2 separate regions of the Mus musculus genome follow, and region 1 is linked to region 2. Evidence: chromatin loops called from intact Hi-C (ENCODE). Cell type or tissue: heart. All regions are shown on one strand. Links, peaks and the distances in the headings refer to the core of each region. The heading gives the core; the rest is flanking DNA.

Evidence for each region. Hi-C counts contacts between places; a loop is a spot of excess contacts. Peaks named below come from ENCODE experiments on the same cell type or tissue, not always from the same donor. Only the 100,000 strongest peaks of a DNase experiment are listed, where the experiment ranks them.
Region 1: it touches region 2 in a loop (2.2-fold over the local background); 16 of 42 quality-filtered maps call a loop at or near these places.

What each region holds. Positions count from the first base shown.
Region 1 is chr17:56,004,551-56,015,669 of GRCm38, reverse strand. Mpnd (MPN domain containing) reads right to left here and starts at 6,469. Exons shown (of 13, transcript NM_026530.5): 1 at 6,414-6,469; 2 at 6,084-6,340; 3 at 5,157-5,393; 4 at 4,559-4,682; 5 at 3,971-4,052; 6 at 3,708-3,804; 7 at 3,327-3,399; 8 at 3,178-3,254; 9 at 561-729; 10 at 392-462; 11 at 110-199. The coding sequence starts at 6,420. It overlaps Stap2 (signal transducing adaptor family member 2), which reads left to right and starts at 7,534. Exons shown (of 14, transcript NM_145934.3): 1 at 7,534-8,253; 2 at 9,976-10,240. The coding sequence starts at 10,139. It also overlaps the pseudogene Gm16276. In heart, for the core only: CTCF peaks have their summits at 4,781 (motif pointing right), 5,997 and 6,199; DNase peaks (open chromatin) are centred at 4,829, 5,539 and 6,479; H3K4me3 peaks cover 1,999 bases; H3K27ac peaks cover 1,291 bases.
Region 2 is chr17:55,955,589-55,965,847 of GRCm38, reverse strand. Ebi3 (Epstein-Barr virus induced gene 3) reads right to left here. Exons shown (of 5, transcript NM_015766.2): 4 at 9,509-9,663; 5 at 8,826-9,226. The coding sequence ends at 9,071. It overlaps Yju2 (YJU2 splicing factor), which reads right to left and starts at 6,661. Exons shown (of 8, transcript NM_028381.3): 1 at 6,587-6,661; 2 at 5,035-5,135; 3 at 3,685-3,829; 4 at 1,584-1,718; 5 at 1,181-1,362; 6 at 559-679. The coding sequence starts at 6,610. It overlaps Gm16712 (predicted gene, 16712), which reads left to right and starts at 6,447. Exons shown (of 3, transcript NR_108021.1): 1 at 6,447-6,714; 2 at 8,872-8,986; 3 at 9,481-10,259. It also overlaps a transcript of Zfp119b not described here. In heart, for the core only: a CTCF peak has its summit at 8,547 (motif pointing left); DNase peaks (open chromatin) are centred at 6,717, 8,437 and 9,527; H3K4me3 peaks cover 1,900 bases; H3K27ac peaks cover 1,110 bases; H3K27me3 peaks cover 879 bases.

The DNA of each region.
Region 1 (11,119 bases), core at 2,867-6,866, 53 kb before region 2:
TGAGAAAGCTGAGACAGGATAATCGAAAGCTTGGCTACATAAGGAGACGGTATCTCAACATACCAAACAAGGGAAACCCCGGAGTGGCAGCTACATGCAGGTTGCTCACCATCTCCTGAAGAACATCGTTGGTCAAGAAGCTATCTTGGACATACGCCATCTCTACGTCCATGGGGATTCCATAGTCACTGGGCCTTTGCTGTTAGGAGGGGTGGAGACCAGTCAGAGAGGTCTTGCCTGGGGCTTGATTGAGAAACAGGCACAAGTGCCCAACCCAACCCAGAACTGGAGTCGCCTGCCTCAGACTCAGCACATCCTCTAGAGTCCTTAAACCTCTGCCCAGATGCAACCCCACCCGATGTCCGCTCTCATCCATATCCCTCCAGCTCACCTCAGGGGGAGGCATCACCCAGAAAGGGCAGATCTTGGACTCAGGGCCTGGGTTGCCAGAGTAGTAGGGGGCTGTGGGAACAATAAAGGTTGAAGAAGGGGGCTCAGAGGGCCTGGCCTGGTAAATCCTCCAACCCAGAGCCTGGGGGGGGGGGGGGTTGAGGGCTCACAGCACAGCAGGGCCAGGCAGGGCTGGAAGCCATTGCTGGAGCCTTGCAGTCTCAACTGGTACTCCATCTGTGCGTCAATGTCCTGCAAGGAGGGTACTGCAGGGCTGTGTGGGTGGCTGTGGTACCAGCCCACCAGGGACAGGCCTCGAAGGAACAGGACCTGGTAGATCTGTAGACAGACAAGTTAGGTTAGGGTGGGCAGAACCAGAGCCTCGAGCTGCACTTGAGTTTCTCACAAAAGTAGTTAAGCAGTGCATCTCCCCGCCCTGTACCCATGCAAACATGGTGGGAGTATGATTAAGAAATACATCTGGGGGGCTGGTGAGATGGCTCAGTGGGTAAGAGCACCCGACTGCTCTTCCTAAGGTCTAAAGTTCAAATCCCAGCAACCACATGGTGGCTCACAACCATCCGTAAGAAAATCTGACTCCCTCTTCTGGTGTGTCTGAAGACAGCTACAGTGTACTTACATATAATAATAAATAAATCTTTAAAAAAAAAAAAAAAGAAATACATCTGGGACCTCGGGGCTGCGTCGCCGGGCACGGCGGCATGGGGCCCGGCGGTGGCACTGTGCGCAGCGAATGTTTGCCTCCCAGATGGAAGGGGAACTCAAAGTGACCCAGGTTCTCAAAGAAAAGTTCCCTCGAGCTACAGCTCTTCAAGTCACAGACATCTCAGGAGGCTGCGGGGCGATGTATGAAATTAGAATCGAATCAGAATTTAAAGAGAAGAGGACTGTCCAGCAGCACCAGATGGTCAATCAGGTATTAAAAGAAGAGATCAAGGGCATGCACGGCCTACGGATATTCACCTCTGTCCCCAAGTGCTGACAGCTGACTGACTGCTCACGCTTAAAACCTGGAGTGCACTTCACTCACAGCAGTATTTTAGAAAATCCCTGCCCACCTACAAAAAATATCTATTTTTTGTTCATAGACATTTCTATATTATAATTATGGGAGATAAAAAAAAGAAGAAATACATCTGGCTGGGCCACGCCTTTAATCCCAGCACTCAGGAGGCAGAGACAGGCAGATTTCTGAGTTTGAGGCCAGCCTGACCTACAGAGTGAGTTCCAGGACAGCCAGGGCTACACAGAGAAACCCTGTCTCAAAACACAAAAGCAAGAAGCTGGAGAGATGGCTCAATGGTTAAGAGCACTGACTGCTCTCTCAGAGGTCCTGAGTTCAATTCCCAGCAACTACAGGGTGGCTCACAACCATCTGTAATGGGGGTCCAATGCCCTCTTCTGACAGTGACAGTGTTTTCACATACCTAAAATAAGTAAATCTTTAAAAAAAGAAAAAAAAAGGGGGGGGGGAGCATCTGGCAGCTGCAAAGATGGTCCAGTGGTTAAGAGGACCTGAGTTCAGTTCTCAGCACCCACATGAAGTTTCAACTATCATCAGTAACTCCATGTCTAGGGGATCTGACACCCTCATCTGGCATCCCTGAACCATAGGCATGGACAGTGCAACCATACAAGCATAACACTCTTGCACAATATAAAACAAGCAAATATTGGTGGTGCATGCCTTTAACCACAGCCCTCAAGAGATGGAGGCAGGTAGATCTCAGAGTTTGAGGCTACGCTGGTCTACAGAGTGAGTTTCAGAATGGCCTGGGCTATACACAGAGACCCTGCCTTGAAAACCCCCAAAAAGCACTTGTTGGGTTCAGTTCTCAGCACCCACATGGTGGCTCACAACCATCTATAACGCCTGTTCCAGGGGATCCAGTGCCCTCTAATACCTCCACAGGCCCCAAGCACACACATAATGCACAGACATTCAGGCAAAACACCATACAGAAGATATGAAGACCCTTTTAAGATTGCATATAGGGGGCTAGAGAGATGGCTCAACAGTTAAGAGCACTGACTGCTCTTCCAGAGGTTCTGAGTTCAATTCCCAACAACCACATGGTGGCTAACAACCATCTGTAATGGGATCTGATGGTTTCTTCTGGTGTGTATGAAGACAAGGACAGTGTTTTCATATATATAAAATCTTTTTTTTTTTTTAAATCCATTAGATTAGCCAGGCAGTGGTGGTGCATACCTTTAATCCCAGCACTTGGGAGGCAGAGGCAGGTGGATTTATGAGTTCAAGGCCAGCCTGGTCTACAGAGTGAGTTCCCAGACAGCCAGGGCTACAGAGAAACCCTGTCTCAAAAAAAAAAAAAAAAAAAAAAAAAAACGGAAAAAAAAAAAAAAAAAAGGCCATTAGATTAAAAAGAAAGTTACATGTAGGATTGTACAAGTGATGGTGCATGCATGCCTTTAATCTCAGCACTCAGGAGACAGGAGGCACATGGATCTATGAGTTTGTAGCCAGCCTGGCCAGACCCACAGTCTACAGAATGAGTTCCAGGACAGCCAGCGCTACACAGAGAAACCCTATGGCATCTAAAAATTAAACTAACAAAACGAAATTACATCTCGGCACAGGAGTAGGCCTATCCTCCCAGTATTCAAAAGAGTGGCAGAAGGAGGCCATAATCTAGGCTATAAAGCTCAGAGCCAGCATTTCTACCCCAGACATGGGCACCGACACTCATTTCAACATTTGCAGAACATGGCCACTGTCCTGCCCCCCAACCCCCAAGCCCTCACCTCCTCCTCAACCGTGGCTGCAGTATCAGTGTCCCCCAGCCGACTCCTGCAGGGGAAGGCTCTCAGCACGGTCAGCACTGTGGGGTACCAACAAGAAGCCATCAGTCCTGCCCCAGTTACACCCTTGTCCACCCAGGCCCAGTACCCACTCTGATTGTTGATGTCCCAGCGACCACCAAGGTAGCCCACGACCTCACTCCGAGTCAGGTGACAGTGGAAGTCCTGGGGACAAAATAGGGAAGGCTGGCTGAGATTGCACTTCCTATCTCAATGCAGGAGTTAGCCTATGTGCATTTATCAAGCACCTACCATTTAACCTAAGGATGTAATTCACTGGTGAGCATGTAGGCACCTAGCATGTGCAAAGGCAGTGGGGTCCATTCCTAAATGAGCACGTATTATTTACTAATAGTAAGCCCTTACTGAGTGCTTTCTGTATATCTCTTCAGTGTCCCTCACCCAGGAAGGTCAGTGAGTTCCTTGTTCCTAGACATGGAAGGTGACCAGGCAAATTGACTTTAGCCACTTACCAAGAGGAACAGCACATTACTGGAAACGGCCACGTTGAATGGCTGGAACTTGTTGATGGCAGCAAAGGATGTTACTTCTACCAGAGTGTGGGGGTTCCTGGAGTAGTCAGGAGGGTCCCAGGGCTTTAGGAACTCAGGCTCTTTCCCACCTCCACCCGTCCTGAGTACTCTCAGCAGCCAAGGACTCCAGGCCCTGCCTTTGCTGGATCAAACCAACCAAGGATTCCAGGGAAGCCAGGACCAGGGCAGATGATGTAACTGACCTGGCGGAGTCTCGGCTGCCCAGCATGCAGTAACGGATGGGCACTGGCACCTTGTCCATACGCTTCCCTGGGGGTGTGGCCTCTGGAGAAAGGGATGGGGGGAGAGGAGAGGGGGAGGGAGAGAGAAGTCACTGTAAGCCCTCTGCTCTCTTCTCTTCGCATAGAAGCAAGGATGCCCAAGGGAGCCAGAGGAAGCAGGGCCAGCGAGATGGCTCAGCAGATCTTGCAACCAAGTGTGATGACCTGAGTTTGATTCCTAGACCCCACATGGTGGAAGAAGGGACCCAACTTCTGATCTACATGCCCCATCACAATAAATAGATAATACATGCCCTTAACCCTAGCACTCAGAGGATGCATCTCTGTGAGTTCTGAGCCAGTCAGGGCTACAATGAGAACCTGTCTCAGAGAGAGAGAGACAGAGACAGAGACAGACAGAAAGAGAGAGAGAGAGAGAGAGAGAGAGAGAGAGAGAGAATGAGAGAGAGAGAGAGAATATGAATATGAATCAGGATTCAGGATTCCCCAGGCCTAAGAAACATCAAAGCCATCTTCCCACATCATAGTGCCTCTGCCCTGGCCCCTCACCTGGCTCCAAGGAACCCTTCCCAGGGGGTCTGTGGCCTTTGTCCTCTGATGAGACCCCAGCCAGCACATCTTCTTCCTCCTCCTCCAACAGCAGTTCTTCCTCCTCCCCTTCACTGGTGGGACTCTGGTGGGAATGGAGTGTAGCAACAACATCAGCTGGGAGCTTCACTCAGTACAAACTGGAGCCCAGGCTTGAGCCCGAGGTGCCATTGCCTGGACCAACCGCCAGAGGGCGACGGTGAGCAGAGGTGTCCGAGGTGCGGATTCTCCCCACGCTTGGGATTCAGCCTGTCTTCTCCTGGCTGTACTACTTCGGGTGAGACTGACTGTCTCGGAGCCCTGTCTCTCCCCTGACAGTCTCCCTGCAGCAGTTCCCTCTGCCAATAGTATTCATGACCCCCACCTCCTTCAGGATCAAAGCCCAAGTCCTCCGGGCAGCCCAGGAGGCCCTCCTGGCCTTGCTTGCCCCTCCCTGCCTTCCTCCTTCCCGTGCTTCAGAATTCAGGCCGTCTTGCTGAATCACATCAGACTCTATCTTGCCCCACGGCCTTTGCAACCTCATCCCCACAGCGCAAGGTGGAAGGCACGTACTTCCTACCTCATCGGCCGTAGCTACAGGCATATGTAGCTGGTGCCGGCGAAGCCAGGCGGCCTTGTATTTGTCCAGCTTCTGGCCCTTGTACTTGACAGAGGCCCAGCCACAGCCAGATTTCTTGGCTGGGTTGACGAGCTTCTTGCAGTGTGTGGCCCAGGCGCTGGGTGAGTTGAAGACTTGTCCAGTTTCCTGCCACACGATCCTGCCATCCAGCTGCAGGTCCCCAGTAAACTTCCTGCCCTGCAGCGACAGAGGGGGCTGAAACACTTCAGTCCTAGTGATTCCTAACTCCTTTCTCCCTGAGGCTTGGCGTCCTTGTTCTTCTAAGGCTCCCAAGAGGTACTGTCACAGGAACTCCATCTTTCACACCAGTACTCCTGGCACTCCACACCCAGATGCACAACTTTAAAATTAAGTAATGGCAGCCAGAGCAGGCATAACGGCCCAGGCCTGTCAGCCCAACTACTGGGGAAGCTGAGGCAGGAAGCACACAACTTCAGAACCTGCTTGGAATACTTAATAAGACTGTTCTCAGAGGTAGAACTCCTGCCTAAAATTCCCAAGTGAGGGGTTGGTTGGGTGCAAGGTCAGGAATTGACCCCCTGCTTAGAATCCCGCAGTGAGGGGGCTGGGGGCATAGTCAGGGGTAAAGCTCCCTTCCATTCTTGGTATCACAAAGAGTTTTTTGGGCGATCATTTTAAATAACAGTACACAGTTTTGAAGCCATCATCTTCATAGAGAGCCTGGGAAGGAAGGCCTCATTTTACAGATGGGGAAGCCGCAATCACACAGATTGGTTGCCCGCGGACACACCCAGATGGCAGTGGTTATAGCTATGTGGCATTGTGATTAACACGGTTCCTCTGGGCTTCAGTTTCTCTTTATACGCTAGCAGTGGAGGACATGAACGGTCTCCGGGGGTCGCTCACCAGGTAGTAGATGGATAGCACCCCCTCACCGGGCTCCAGCAGCTCGTCTTTGAGCAGCACCCGAAGCGTGACCGCGCGCCTCGTGAGCGCGCCCCCTAGGGCCATCCCAGGCCCTGCCGTGCCGCCTCCGCTGCCACCGAGGCTGCCGCTGCGCCCTCCGCTACCCGTCCCGCGCTCGGGGTCCTCGGCCTCCGCGTCGTCCTCATCCTCCTCCGGCGCCTCCTCGGCCGTGGCCCCGGGAGACAGAGACTCGGGAGCTGCAGCGAAATAGCAACTGGCTGCAGAGGTCGCGTCCCGCTGCCCCGTCCCCGCCTGCGCGGACCATCCTACCTGCCATGGACGCTGTGTCCCGGCACAGCCTCCTCCGAGTGAACGGGCTCCTCCCCGCGCGGGGACACAGCAGTCTATTGGTTACTGAAAATGGGTGGGGAGGTTTGGCCCGCCGGGGGCGGAGGGGATACGGAGCGGTTGGGTTGTGCTTGCACTGGAGTTGGAGCGATCCGGTGCAATTTGGCGAAACTAAAGCTGGAGGTTGGGGGAGACCTGGAGAAGGAAACAGGCCCAGGACCTTCTCATTCAGGGACTAGAGATACCATACTCGAGGCCACCAGCTACTAGGTTGCAACTTTGATCCCTGAGCAGGAGTGGCTCAGCTTTCAGGAAAGAGATGGAAACCTTAGGTCTTGGGCCTGCCCACGCGCAGTTAAAGAAATGAGGGAAGACCTTGGGACACAAGGGAAACTGAAGCAGATGGTGAACTAGAGGGAAAAACAGACTCAGGACGCCGCCCCCCATCCCCTGCTCTCAGGGGGACTATACTCCCTTAGTGGGGCTGCATCCTGGAGCTCATGATTCCCTCAGCCTACAGCAGCGATGAAGGAAGCTGCTAGTGAGGCTAGTGCGCTAGCTAAAGGCAGAGCCCTTGATGGTTGGGAGCAGGGAAGAAACAGGTTTGTAAGAAATGTAGAGCCGCTTTAGGAAAGCAGCTGCGCGTTATAGCTGGATCGAAAGGTCTGAGCCTGGCCAGCTTTAGCCTTTCTAGGGTTAACTCAGCCCAATGGCAGTTCTCATCAGCCAATCACCAGGTGCCTCCAGCATCCAATCAGCGACAAGGGATGGTTCCCACTCAGCCAATCGGCGTTCACGTGTAATCAGCGAGCGGGAAGGGGCGGTGTTACTAGGCGCCCAAGGCCCTGGGCCTTTGTTCTCATCCTGATTTGTCCTTCATCACAGATTACCCCAACCCAGGGAGGTCTGAAAATCCGGGTGGCCTCAAACTGGGGAAAGAGGCAGGATGCTCTGGAAAGGTCTGAGTAATGAGAATCATTCTTTTTTTTTTTTAAGATTTGTTTATTTATTTATTATATGTAAGTACACTGTAGCTGTCCTCAGACACTCCAGAAGAGGGAGTCAGATCTCGTTATGGATGGTTGTGAGCCACCATGTGGTTGCTGGGATTTGAACTCCTGACCTTCGGAAGAACAGTCGGGTGCTCTTACCCACTGAGCCATCTCACCAGTCCGAGAACCACTCTTCCCTTAGCCCAGGCCACCAGACTTTGGGCTCCATAGTTTACCGCTTCCAAGTCCCGGCACAATATGCAGGTCTAACCATCTTGTAAACAGGCAAAGCCTTGAGAGAGGCTCCAAGTTCTGCTCACTGGACGTTTTCATCCTGTTTATCTTCCACCTCGATCCAAAAGGGACTTTTCTATGATGTAACTACTGCCACATCCTATCCTTGCGCTACAACAGTCCTTGGCTCCCGGCTAATTTTTCTTTTCCTTCCTTCCACTTGCAGTGATCCTCCTGCTCAGCCCCCTCCTGCTTACGTCATAGGCTTGCATCCCCACACCTAGCTCCCCTGTGGCCTTTGACACTTTGAAGCAACTACTGTGGCTTGACAATGTACAGAAACCTAAAGATAACATTGGTTGAAGATAAAGGAAGGTTGTGCCACTCACAGCCACTATCTGGGTCCCCATCTCCACCCTTTTACCTGTGTAAAGTCCAGGTGCCCTAGCTGGGAACTGAAGAAAATGAGTTCACAATCTGTTCTGCCTTTGCCTTTTGAAAATAGCATCTCGCAGGGCAGTGGTGGCCTGTGATCCTAGCACTTGGGAGGCAGAAGCCGGTGGATTTCTAAATTCAACGCCAGCCTGGTCTACAGAGTGAGTTCCAGGACAGCCAGGGCAATTCAGAGAAATCCTGTCTTGAACCTCCGCCACCCCCCACCCCCCCATCCCCAAAATAGCATCTCAGGCAGACCGCACTAGACTCAAGTTACTATGTAACTACGGCTGCTCCGGTCTCTTCCTCCCAAGTTCTGGGAAAACCCAAATGTACTACCACGCCTGGCCAAATTTACAATTACACACTGATCAATTGTACTGGAATTGACCTTAGAGCCTTGTCCTAGCCAGGAGCCAGGTACACTACCACCACAAGCCAGGCGCCCAGGCCCTCTCAAGACCGTTCTTAGTGGGGGGCCTGGGGGCGTGGTCAGGGCAGAACCTCAGCGCAGAATCACACTGGGAAGGGCTGTGTGTAACCGATAGAGCACTTACTCAGGTTGTGCAAAGGGCTTGAGTTGCTTCTACAGCGACAAGGGGAAAAAAAAAAAAAAAGTAGAAAGCTAAAGAAATAAACTGACTTGGTTTGCGGTTTGTTATAAAATTTCAAAGTACCAAAAGCAGTGAACGTCAGGCCTGCTGTCCCGCACCTGTCTGTCATTTCAGCACTTGAGAGGCTGAGGCAGTTAAAAATCAGCTTGGGGGGCTGGTGAGATGGCTCAGCGGTTAAGAGCACTGACTGTTCTTCCAGAGGTCCCGAGTTCAAATCCCAGCAACCACATGGTGGCTCACAACCATCTGTAATGAGATCTGAAGACAACTACAGTGTACTTACATATAATAGATAGATAAAATCTTTTTTAAAAAATCACTTGGGCTATGTATCGAGAGTCAAAAAACAAAAATCAAAACCACCACCACAGGGCTGGAGAGATGGCTCAATGGTTAAGAGCACTGGTTGCTCTTCCAAAGATCCCAAGTTCAATTCCCAGCAACCACATGGTGGCTCACAAGCATCTGTAATGGGATCCGACGCCCTCTTCTGGTGTGTCTGAGACAGTGAGTGTACACACACACACACACACACACACATAAATAAATAAATATTTTTTAAAAAACCCACTACCAAAACAAAAACCTAGACATGGTGGTGCACACCAGACATAGCAACACTCAGGAGACAGGAGGTTCAGATGTTCATTCTAAGCTACTTAACTGGAGGCCAGCAGGGCTACAGGAGACCATGTCTCAATGAAGCAAAAGAAAGAAAACTAAAATTAAATAACGGAAGTACTTAGATGTGAGTGTGATAAGGGCACTCTGGATACACAGGCTGGGAATGATATCAGTGTAGGGGTTGGTGATGTGTCCTAGTGGGAAAGGGCTCTTGGCACCAAACCTGATAACCTGAATTTAATCCCTGGGACCTACAAACTGTCCTCTGACCTCCACACCCATACACTCAGTAAATGTAACCAAAAAAATAAATTAATTGATCTATATATTGAGTGTGTTCAAACAGAAGAGTGCTGAGAAAGCCCCTCCCTCCCTCCCTCCCTCCCTCCCTCCCTGACTGACTGTAGGCTACTATTGTCATAGGTGTCAGCAAAGTGGGTTCCCGTGTCGTTCCCGTGTTTTTCCGCTCCCGAAAAAAAAAAAAAAAAAAAGAAAAAAGTGTATCAATGATACAGAGAAACTTACTGCTGCGGTCATTCCACCTGCCAAGCATTCCAGATCTTGCAATTATGCTTCTACTGTGATTTCCCTGGGTTGGTTTTTTGGCCGTGCTCCCTAACAGGTCTCTGTCTTTGCTTGGGACAGGAGCCCAGAACTACCGGGATTTCCGCAGGATCCAGCCCCCGCCCAGAACTGCTAGAGAGGGAGGTGACAGCTGACTGAGTTGAGGAAACTCCCCAGGAACCTGTTTATCCACTTCCTGGCCAGACTGAGGCTCCTACTGAAAGGACAGGGACCCAGGCTGGCCATGGCCACAGCCCTGAGTCCACCCCGGGGTCCCAAGCTCAAAGGTGCTCCACCTTCACACTACTACGAGAGCTTCCTAGAGAAAAAGGGACCCTGTGACCAGGTATGAAGAGCGAGCGGGGAGCTAGCAGTGTCGCTGTCCTGGGAAACTGCAAGAGCCTCTCTGAACCGAGGTCACCTCACAGACCATGGGCCTGGCAGGGGGTGGGTGTGTGTGACAGTGGGACAGCACCTAGTGGAGCGAGCATACGCCACTGGCTGTGGAAGGTTTGGCCATCTGTCTGTCCTCTAATTTCACCTTTGTCTGTCTATCTGTCTGCCTTCCTGTCTGTCCACCTTCCTGCCTGGCTGCCTGACTGCCTGACTATAGGTCTCTTGATCTATCTACCTAGCTGTTTCAATCTCTCTAACTTGGTCTCTCTTTCCACTCTTTGAATATAAATAAACACGACTAGAGACATCCTCCAGGAAATAAGGTGTCCTCCAATTCCTGAGCCTCCTCCTCCTCCTGGCCCAGAATTAACCCCAAAGGTTACTTCCTCCTTCCCAAGGAGGAGGGTCAGGGCAGGTGGGCCAAGGGCAGGGCAGGTGGCATGTGGAAGTATGACACCTGACTGCAGCCACATAGGAGAGGGTTGTTTTGAGACAGGTTTTTGGACTATAACCCAGAAGGGCTTTAAAGTTGAAGCAATCCTCCTGCTTCAGTTTTTCAAGTGTTGGGATGACAGGTGTGCTCTGCCACCATGCTCAGCCCATATGCATTTTCTGCTGAATGCACCCCTCCATTTCTAACTATGTCCCTCAGGTCCCTCACATCCCACATGTGTCCAGATGTAGCCTAACCATCAAGTCCTTTACATGATTCATTCAAAGGATGGACAGATGGATGTGCATAGATGGATAGATGGGTGGGTGGCAGACACGTGGGTGGGTGGGTAGCTGGGTGAATTGGTGAGTGTATGTATGTGTGAATGGATGTAGG
Region 2 (10,259 bases), core at 6,260-10,259:
TTTTGCAGCAGGGTCTTGCTGTGTAGCCATGCTGACCTCAAGCATGAGAACTCCACCTGCCGCTGCTCCCATGTGCTGGCTTTATGGTGCGTGTCACCACAGCCAGCACACGCATTCAGCTTTTTATATGGCATTGGGCCAAATCCCAGTCTTGCGCTTGTGGGGCAGGCACTTGACTGAGCGACTCCCTATTCTTTTAATCTGCCTGCCTCTGCCTCCCAAGTGCTGGGATTAAAGGCATGCGCCACCACCGCCCGACTCTGACTCCCCATTCTTTTTTTTTTTTTTTTTTAATTACGTATTTTCCTCAATGACATTTCCAATGCTATCCCAAAAGTCCCCCATACCCTCCCCCCCACTTCCCTACCCTCCATCTGACTCCCCATTCTTGATGTAGTGTTTCACTGGCTAGTCCCTCCCTCAGGCTCAGAAGCATGAAACAGATCAGAGCAGCCAACTGTGGGCTGTTTGTCCTGTTACGAACAACAGTTTTGCTGCTATGATTTCTCCTATGGCCACTCAGCCTGGGTAAGCAACCCACACCCTGGCCTGGCTAACCTCGTTGAGGATGGCTGTGGGGTTGGGTCTTGCAGCTGCCCGTGGTCGGGAAGGTGGCGCCTCATCCTCTGACTCAGAGTCCTCCAGAAGCCTTCGATGGCGAGCCTCCTCCAGCAAGGCCCTATGGGATAGATATGGTGAGGATGTACTGCAGGGGGCGGTCTTCTGCAGCAGCTAGGGGATGCTGCCTCTTCCTGCTCTCTTGGTGTCAGGAACAGGGGAGCAGGTAACCACATTAACAATTTTGAGGGCAGCAGCTCAGTGGCTGAAGACGGCTGGCACATGTGAGGCCCTGGGTTCATGCCCAGCACCACAAAAATAAATAACATATAGTTGGGTGTGGAAGTACATGCCTACTGCCCAGCCCTGGGGGGGTGGGTGCAGGAGGATCAGGAGGTCAAGACCATTTTGGCTACTTAATGATTCTGAGGCCAGACTGGGCTACACGAGGCCCTGTCTCAAACAACAAACCCACAGTCATGGGATGGAAACAAAAAGCCAGAGTGATGGCTATGGAACAGTGGATCTCAGGGGTCCCAGCAGCTGCACTTCAGTAGAGTCTGAGGGGACAGGACAAGAGGGGAGGGGCAGCCATGGAAAGATCCAGAAGGGCCTGGCTCACGCTGTCTCCCGCTCGTCTTCCTCCTCCTGCTGCTGCTGCCACTGCTCCTGAGACATGCGGTGCTGCCGCAGCATGGCCTCAAAGTCCACATGCGCCTGCCGCTGGTTCAGGTCTTTCAGCTCTTGCAGGTTTTCCAGCACTTCCATCTCCAGCTTGGAGTCCTTCGTCCGGTTCTCTAGGACCTGGGGGTGCAAGCGCTGGTGAGAGGCCGCAGGGGTGGGGGAGGAGGTGCAAAGAAGGGTGTGTAGGCGAGGGGAGAGGGAGTAGGGATGGGTAAGGGGTGCAGATAGAGAAGGGGGGCATGGGGGACACCTGGGAGGGGTGCAGGGGTGGGGGAAGGGCACAGGGGTGGGAGAGGGTAGAGGCAAGGGAGGGGTGAAGGGTGCTGTGGCCCAGGGCTTGCCTTCATGGGGTTGTTCAGTTCCTCATCCTCTCGCTCCTTCTGCACGCGCTTCTCCTCCTCCTCCAGAAGCTTCTCCGCCTGGAAGTTGCGCGTGGCCCCGTGCTCCATGGTGTAGTCCGTGTTCTCTGGGTCCGTCTGTTAGGGCAGGGGAGAAATGGCTGCCGGGTGCCAGCCTGAGCCCCTCATGTACATTTCTCCATTCCTTCTACCAGTATCTGTGCTTACTCCTTTGGTGGCTGTGGGCCTTTCTTCCTCCTAATGCCCACACCCTCTGGAACATTCTGTAGCCATAACAAAGAACACCTGACTCCCTCATGGACTCTTATCCCCTTGTGTACACTATTAGTGCATCCCCCTCCATCTGTGCCCTTAGTACACCTCTGGGCTGTGAGGCAGTGGGCAGTGCCACCAGACAGAAGAGCTGGTAAGGTTGTAGCAAGTTCAGAACCCCAGTAAATCTTATAATTGAGAACAGTGGGAATTCAAACTAGCTCCTGACCAAACCAAACCAAACCCAAAACTCCTTGAGTTCTTCATGTTAATGAGGTTATCAAGATAGGCCTGGAGTGTTTAGTCAATGAGTTTCCCTTCCTGGGCATCCCTTTCTGCAAAAGGTATTTAATCTCTGGTTCACGCTGAGTGAGATGTAAGCATCCCCATCTGGCATGAATAAAGCAGTCTGGACAAGCCCTTCATCAAGGACTGCCACGGGGTGCGGGTGGGGAAAGGAAACCTTCATCATACAGGCCATGCCTAAGTCTCCAGAAGAGGCCCCTCTCTACATTTGGCACTCAGCCAAGTGGGATCCTCCCCTCCGGAGCTCACTGTGGGCTTGTGGATCCCATCGTAGACTCTGTTTCACTTTCCCTGAGCGCTGTGTTGGCGGCCCAGCGGCAAGGAAGAGACTCAGCCTGACACCGCTGCCTTTCACCTCCCCTGAGCAGCAGCACATCCCGCAGTATTGCGACACCCCAGGGTTGAGGCAGAAACACAAAGTGACCCTGCGCTGTGTGCTCATCTAGCTTTATCTTCTTGCTTACAAACTACACAGATGACCCAACGTGCCGTGTGTCTGTCGGGGTGGTGGAAGCAGGGGGCCATGAAGTGAATGAGGCTAGCCTGGGCTACAGAAGACCTTAATCAAAAATAAGGGGATGAGGGGCTAGATCCTGGCTGCCACTGCAGAGGAGCTGGTTCAGTTCCCAGTGCTGACATGGTGGCTCACAAACTCTGTAAGTCCAGTGGCTGGGGACCTAAGCCCACCCCTTGTGGTCTTCCTGGGCACCAGACACACAAACGTGACACATGTAAAATAAACTGTAACTTCCTCAAGCTTATGTTTTGTTCACTTTAATCAAGTCCTATTTTTTTTTCCTATTTTTCTTCGAGGCAGGGTTCTCTGTATAGCCCTGGCTGTCCTGGAACTCAGAAATCCGCCTGCCTCTGCCTCCCATGTGCTGGGATTAAAGGCGTGCGCCACCACTGCCCGGCTTTTTTTTTTTTTTTTTTCCAAATCCTATTTTTTTTTTTTTTTTAGGTTAAAGCTTATAGTGAAAAAATAACAACCAAATAAACCAACCAACCAAAAAAACCCAACCCAATCTAAACCAACCCAAAACCCCACAGCCTCCAGTGGTGCCGACAGGAAGAGTGCTTTTCCTCTCCTAGCTTTCCCCAAGTCCTCAGGCTTTTGTGCTTGCGCAGTGGCTCAGGAAGAACATTTGCCTAGAGAATGTGAAGCTCTGACCTCCATCCCAAGAAACACGAAAGAACAGAAGAAAATCATGACTTTTATCCAGATGTGGTGGCATAAGGCTGCCGTCCTAGCAGCCCAGAGGTGGAGGCCGGAGGATCAGGATCACAGTCACCCGAGTACATCGGAGTTTGAGTCCAGCCTGTGCTACAGGACACTGTCGAAGCAAAGCAACAAGCAAGGCCCAGAACAACATGATTTTTTCCTGACCCCGCAACATATCCCATACCTTGCACACATGCAGGTGGGCAGGCTTTTCTGTGTGTGGTTCTGCTGCAAGCACCTTCCCAACACTCTGCCCTTTTGTGGAGTGTTCACAGAGGGAAAGCGAATGAATGAAGCCCCTACCTTGAAGGTGATCTCGGCCAAGCAGCGCGTGCACTTGATGTAGAATCGGAAGATTGGCAGGCCCAGGTAAGCCTCGTTCTGGACTGTTTCCTTTCGTGCATTGAACTTCTTCCCCTTGTAGATGTATTCTCCACACGTCTTACACCTGCAGCCGGGGCAGGCGCGTGAGTGTCTGTCCTCTGCTCTAGCACCCAGTGGCAGCATATGTACCTTATAGGTAGGAGGGACTGGGTGTATGGAGCTTCTGAGAACTGCCAAGGGGACAGCAGAATCCTGACCCTGGCTGCTCCCCCCACTTCCTGTCCTGGTTTACTGCTGTACCTACAAACACCTCTGGCTTAGTCCTACCTCAGGGCCTTTTCTCTGCTGTCCTGGCAGCCTGAGATTCTAACACTTCCCTGACTGTCCGGCTGGCAGACCACCTGCCCTGCCTGCCTCATGTGTCCTTGTGTTACTACAGAGGATGGGTATGACTCCCACTCCCCACCAGCCTCTGAGGGTCAGGAGGCTCCCCTCGCCCCATCAATGATACGTGCCTGACAACTGCCTGCAGAGGAGTGCGGTGGTGTGGATGAGAATGGTCCCTAAGAGTCATAGATTTGAATGCTTAGTCACCGAGGAGTCTTGGGGGGTCGGGAGGAGGAAGATGATTAGGAGGTGTGGCCTTGCTGGAGAAGTGTCACTAGGGGTGAGTTATGAGGTTTCAGAAACCCACAGCACATCTGGTGTTTCTCTCTTTCTGCCTGCAGATCAGGATGTAGTCTCCAACTACTTCTCAAGCACCATGACTGCCATGTTCCCCACCATGGTGACAATGGACTAACCCTCTGAAACTGTAAGCAAACTCCAATTAGATGCTTTCTCTTCTAAGAGCTCCCATGTTCACAGTGTCTAAGACAGGAGCAAACAAAGAAATGAAGACAAGATATAATCAATTAGTCACACGGACAGCTTCTCCATCCTCAGTGACTGTACAGGTGTGACTTACAGGATTGTGATTCTCACACACAGTCAAGTGTGAATAACTGTCTGGTTCAAAGCTGGTTGAACCCAGGAAAGTGGGGGTGAAGGTCTAAGAGGAGGCTGGCAGCCTGCCTGGGATGAGATGGGAGACAGGCTCTGTCAGAGAAGCTGGCTACAAGAGATCTGCAGGCAGATGCCATAGGTGGTGCAAAGGCCCTGGGCAGGAGGAGGGCTGCCACTAGAGGGTCCAAAATCCTGCAGGGCCAAGTGTCACTCTGATTTTCTACTGAGATAGGGGTTGGGGACTCTGTGAGGGTGGGAACTATTATCTTTGTTTGTTGTTTCTCCAGAGAATCAGCCTCCAGCCTCATGTCCCCAGGGATTCACCTCATGTTGAAGGGGGCCATCAGACGCACCACATACTGCCGGTCCTTGGGTAGCTTGAGTTTCGGGATCTTCGATGGGTCAAAGTCAGGTGGGTAGTATTTCTGTGGAGAAGAGGGCGTTGCTGTTTTCTGGTGCTCAGGTCCCATACGGGCAGGAATGGGGTCTGAGAGCCATGTTAGCAGACGCAGGATACTCTGGTTTAAGGGATCTATCTGCTCAGGATTCAGCTTGCTGGAGCCTTTCCAGACATGAGCTGTTTGAAGCACAGTCATGAGAAGAGAAGTTGGGACAGGGAGGAGTGCACAAGCTTCCAACACAAATTATATAGTGTGGTGGGTCACTTTCCTACGCTGTGACATGCCTTCTAGGGAAGGTTCTAGAGGCCCAGGGTTTGCAGTAAGGGTGGACCCCTGCTGCCTATCACATGATAAGATTCTAGACACTCATGAGGAAATGGAGGCCCGACATAAATCAGACCTTGTCAATGGTGGCCTAACCTGCACTAGGGTACCACACAGGCTGCAGGGCACCATCCCAGGGCAAAATCTGGCCAGTGAATCTCCTTGGGGAGAACAGGCTCTGGCCTCTCTGTGTGCTTGGGAGGCTGGGGTGAGGCGCACAGGGACAACCACTCTGGGTTACTGGCATGCCAATGTCCAAACCCAGCACCCGGGAATTTGAGACAGGGGGCTGAAGAGAGACAACTCCCCTCTCCCCCAAAAAGAAGCTATGTGGACCACCAACAAGGAGGCTCTGCTTTTGACACCTACTGGCAACCAGGCTCACGAGAGAGGAAGCTTTGCTAATTCAGGCGGTAGACGGGAATGATGGTGTACAACTGTCATACCAGCACTCAGGAGGCTGATGCAGAACTGTGAGTTTACAGTCAGCCTGGGCAGTGCACACAAACGTGCTGCACAGACAGACATGAAGGAAAAACATAAAGTGAAAATAAAACTAATCCTTTAAAAAGTGAATATAGCCCATCTTAGGTGTACAAACTTTTGGTCTGTGAGTTCGAGGCCATTCTGGGCCTTCTGTGTACAGTGAAACCTTAACCCAAAGCAAACATTTAAAAAACAGATCCAGGAAATGGAGAGCAAAATTTTCCAAGAGTGGAGACTGAGTCACCCCAGAAACCCCAACATGATGTAGACATCTCTGCAAAAGGTTTCGGATATTAATTCAACAAAAGCCGGGAAGAACTGAGGTGACCAACAACATCCCCTGATCTGATCTGGGGAAAACCCACAAAGAAGCAGTCCTGCCCCCAATTGGGTAAAGTGACAGAAGCTCCGCTTCCCTGGTGATGATTGGTTACTCACGAAGCTGGGGGGGGGGGGGCGGGGAGAGGGGGAAGCTAACGACCGCCCCCAAAAATGTGATTGGCAAGAGTTTGGAAAGCTCCCGCCCGACTGGAAGACGCGCGTGCGTGTGCGTGCGTGTGCGCGAGAGGGGCTTGCAAAAGGAAATGACCGGAAGGAAGCACGCCTCGCCCGGAGCCCTCGCACACTTCACCCTCTGTAGGAACATTTAGACTCTGAGCACTTACGTTTAAAACTTTCCGTTCCGACATTTTCGCTTCCTGTCCAGCGAACAAGCGAAGAAGCGGTCCTCAGTCTACGGGGAGTTTCTCCGATTCAGCGCCTCAGTGTCGCCACTTCCTAAGCCGGCTCACTGGTTGGTGCCTACCCGCTTCATCGTTCTCATTGGCTGCAATCTTTGTCGATCCGAGTCGGGAGTGCGCTTCCGTTCCCTTCCGGGTGCCGGTAGTTGAAACCCGAAATAAAGGTTCCGGGACATGTGGATCCTGTGTGCGCTTATCTAGCACACTGAAAGGATGGAGAAAGCTGCCTGGGATAATAACATTTTCTCTCCTAACTCTGATCAACAATGCTGTTTGTTTTTTTGAGTCAGAGTCTCACTGTGTGTCCCTGGCTGTCCTGTAACTCACTATGTAGCTCAGGGTGGTCACAAACTAAAGGAGATCCTCCTGCTTGTGAGTTCTGGGACCAAATAATTAAAGGCCACCATGTCCCGTTCTGGTGTTCCTTCTTCTTAAGTTTCTTTATTTCTGCTGCTGGGGATGGAATCCAGGGTCTTTGCATATGCCAGGCAGGCACTCTACCACAGAAAACACCACCCAGCGCTCTAATGCTGGGAGGTAGCCTCTCACTAAGATGCCCAGGCTGGCCTGGAGCAGACTCTGCAGTCCAGCTTGGCCTTAAATTTGAAACAATCTTACTGCAAGCCTGGAATCAGTGACCTGCCTGGTTTTCATTGTGTTTTGTTGGTGGTGGTGGTGGTGTGTGCGTGCGCGCGTGCGTTTCTTCTTTCTTCTCCTTTTTTTTTTTTTTTTTTTTCGAGACAGGGTTTCTCTGTGTGGTCCTGGCTGTTCTGGAACTCACTTTATAGACCAGGCTGGTCTCGAACTCAGAAACCTGCCTGCCTCTGCCTCCCAAGTGCTGGGATTAAAGGCCTGTGCCACCACCACCCGGTGCGTTTCTTCTTTTATGAGAGAGGAACTCACCACGTAATCCAGGCTGACCTTGAAAACTCAGTAGTCCTCCCCTCCCTCTGACTCCCAAGTGCTGGGTTTACAAATAAGAGACACTGTGCCCAACTCTTTTTACTTTTTTCTTTAAAAAATAGTATCTTTGCTGTTGTTTTGTTTTTGTTTTTGAGACAGGGTTTCTCTGTGTAGTGCTGGCTGTCCTGGAACTCAGTCTGTAGACCAGGTTGGCCTCAAACTCAACAAAGATGCGCCTGTGGCTGCCTCTAGTGTTGGGGATTAAAGACATGCACCACCACTGCCAGGCTTAGTATTCGTTTTTTACATTTGTTTATTTATTATTTGTGCCTACAAAATATGACAAGCCCCAGCATTGAGCCCAGCCCCCATTGCTCCTCCTCCTCCTATTCTTTTGGTCTTTTTGAAACAGGATTTCTAGGCTGGTCTTTAGCTTGCCACCATCCTCCATCCCTACCCCCACCCTCGATATCCTCATTTCAACAAGGCTGGGCTTTGTCCTATTTTCCTCTTAGCTGAGGAAACAGGTGCTAGGGGTGTGTCTCCAACATTCTCCTACAGGTAGCTCCTGTGCCATGTCCTTTTGCAGGGCCTTGCACCTTGCTCCATCCTCTCCCTTTCTCCCACTTTCATGCCCCCCTTCATGCACTGTACCATGTGGAATTCCTTTTTGAAGCTAGCACCATTCTGTGTCCCCCCAGGCTCCTGACCCTCGAGCCACATTAACTTCTTTTTGTCATGAAGGCCTTGTTTGGGGGCCCGTGGAGATGACTCAGTCGGTGAAGCCTTGGAGGTATGAGGCCTTGAGGTGTGCTGTGTGCACACAAACACAGACAAGCCCCAACGTCACTCACTCCATGGACATGATGGACAGACAGGGATAAAGAGGCGCTCCTGTGCTGGAGCACAGGCTGTTCTAGCTGAAGACCCAGCAGTCACCCTGTGGACCGGTACTCCTGCTTCACGGGCTCTGGCGCCCTCGTCTGGCCTCAGTGGGCACTGCACATAACCCTTTACTTATATTTGAAAATAAAATATTTAAAAATTTAAAATGGGCAAAGAGGAATTCTTAATTTTAATAGTAATTCCTATTGGGTGGTGGTGCACGTCTTTAATCCTAGCACTTAGGAGGCAGAGGCAAGCGATCTCGGTGAGTTTGAAGATAGATTGGTCTACAGAGTCAGTTCTAGGTCAGCCAGGGCTACACAGAGAAACCCGGTCTCAAAACAAAGAAACAAAGAAACAAAACAAAACACCACGATGATGATGATTCTTATTTAATCCGTCTTTCTAATTAAATCACAAAGTTCACAAAGCCCCGCACCGGCAGAAGAAGAAAGATCATCCCACAGGGTTGGAAATTGAGGTCTGAAGAAGTCAAGTGAATTATCCAGTGCTTCGGAGCAGCCCAGTACATGGAAAGTCAGTATTCAGACTCAGGACAGGCCACCCTGCCACCCTCAAGTAGACGACATCAGGGTCTGATATCAAGGATCCAGTCCCTCTTCAGGGCTTATGGGGTGCACTTTCTACTTGCCCAGGGAGGCTCCAGTCACTTGGTTTCCCATAATCTGTGAGGTCCTGAGCTGACACCTGGATGCAATACTTGGCATGGGGTTTCGAGTTCCTGAGGGTGAAAGTCGTGGCTTCAATGGGTCCCACCTGTGGGGAGAAGGGGTGTCAGGCCATTGGAAGGAGGAGGTGGGAAGGACCACAATGCATTGGGGAGCTGGGGAGCTGGCTTGGTGGGTAAAGAGCTTGCAGTGAGTTCGAATTCCCAGCAAGCAGGTAAAGTCTATTGCTGAATCACACCAACAATCTCTACGCTCCAACAGAGGCGATAGGCGGAGACAGGAGATTACCCAGTGGGACCCAGTCTCACTCAGCATCCACCTCTGTGCTCCTCCTTCTTCCAGACCACGCCCCCCTGCGCGCGCAGCTCACCTGGCGGAAGTGAGAGGCTCCTCGGCGCCGGTAGCGGAGTCGGTACTTGAGAGAGAAGATGTCCGGGAAGGGCCAGGAAGCAGGGGGATGCCAGAGCACCTGCAGGCGCTGTCCCGCTGTGCGCAGGCGCACGCCTTCCGGAGGGTCCGGCTTGACTGGTGGGAGCAGGACCGGGGTCAGCGTCCGCTCTGCCGGTTCATCCCTCACACACTAAGTCTTCGTTTGTGACTCTCATTCATTCACATGTTCGCTTTCGCCCTCAGACAGCTATTCATGGATTTGCTCCGTCCTGCCGTTCATTCATACTCACACTTCATTCGTTCACGTATTCACTAAATTCTTCACTAATTCATTCCTCTACTCAGTTACTCACCATCTCACTCACACATTTATTTATTGGTTGATTCAAGTGCAGATTTGTTTCTGGATTCATTAACTCATTCATTTGCGCTTATCGTTTATACACTCATTCGTTCAGGGATCCATTTCCCAGTCATTAGGTCATTCACTGTATCCTTTGTGAATTCATTCATTCACTCCCTAATTGAGTCATTCATTCGTTCATGCACTCACTCATGTCATTCATTCATTTACTCATGGCCTTCATGTATTCATTATGCATTCATTATGTCAGTTGTGCATTTATTCACTCATTCACTAAGTCATTCATGCATTCATTCGTTCATTCATTAAGTCATTCGTGTGCATGCACTCATGTCATTTCTGCCTTCATTCACTCATTATGCATTCA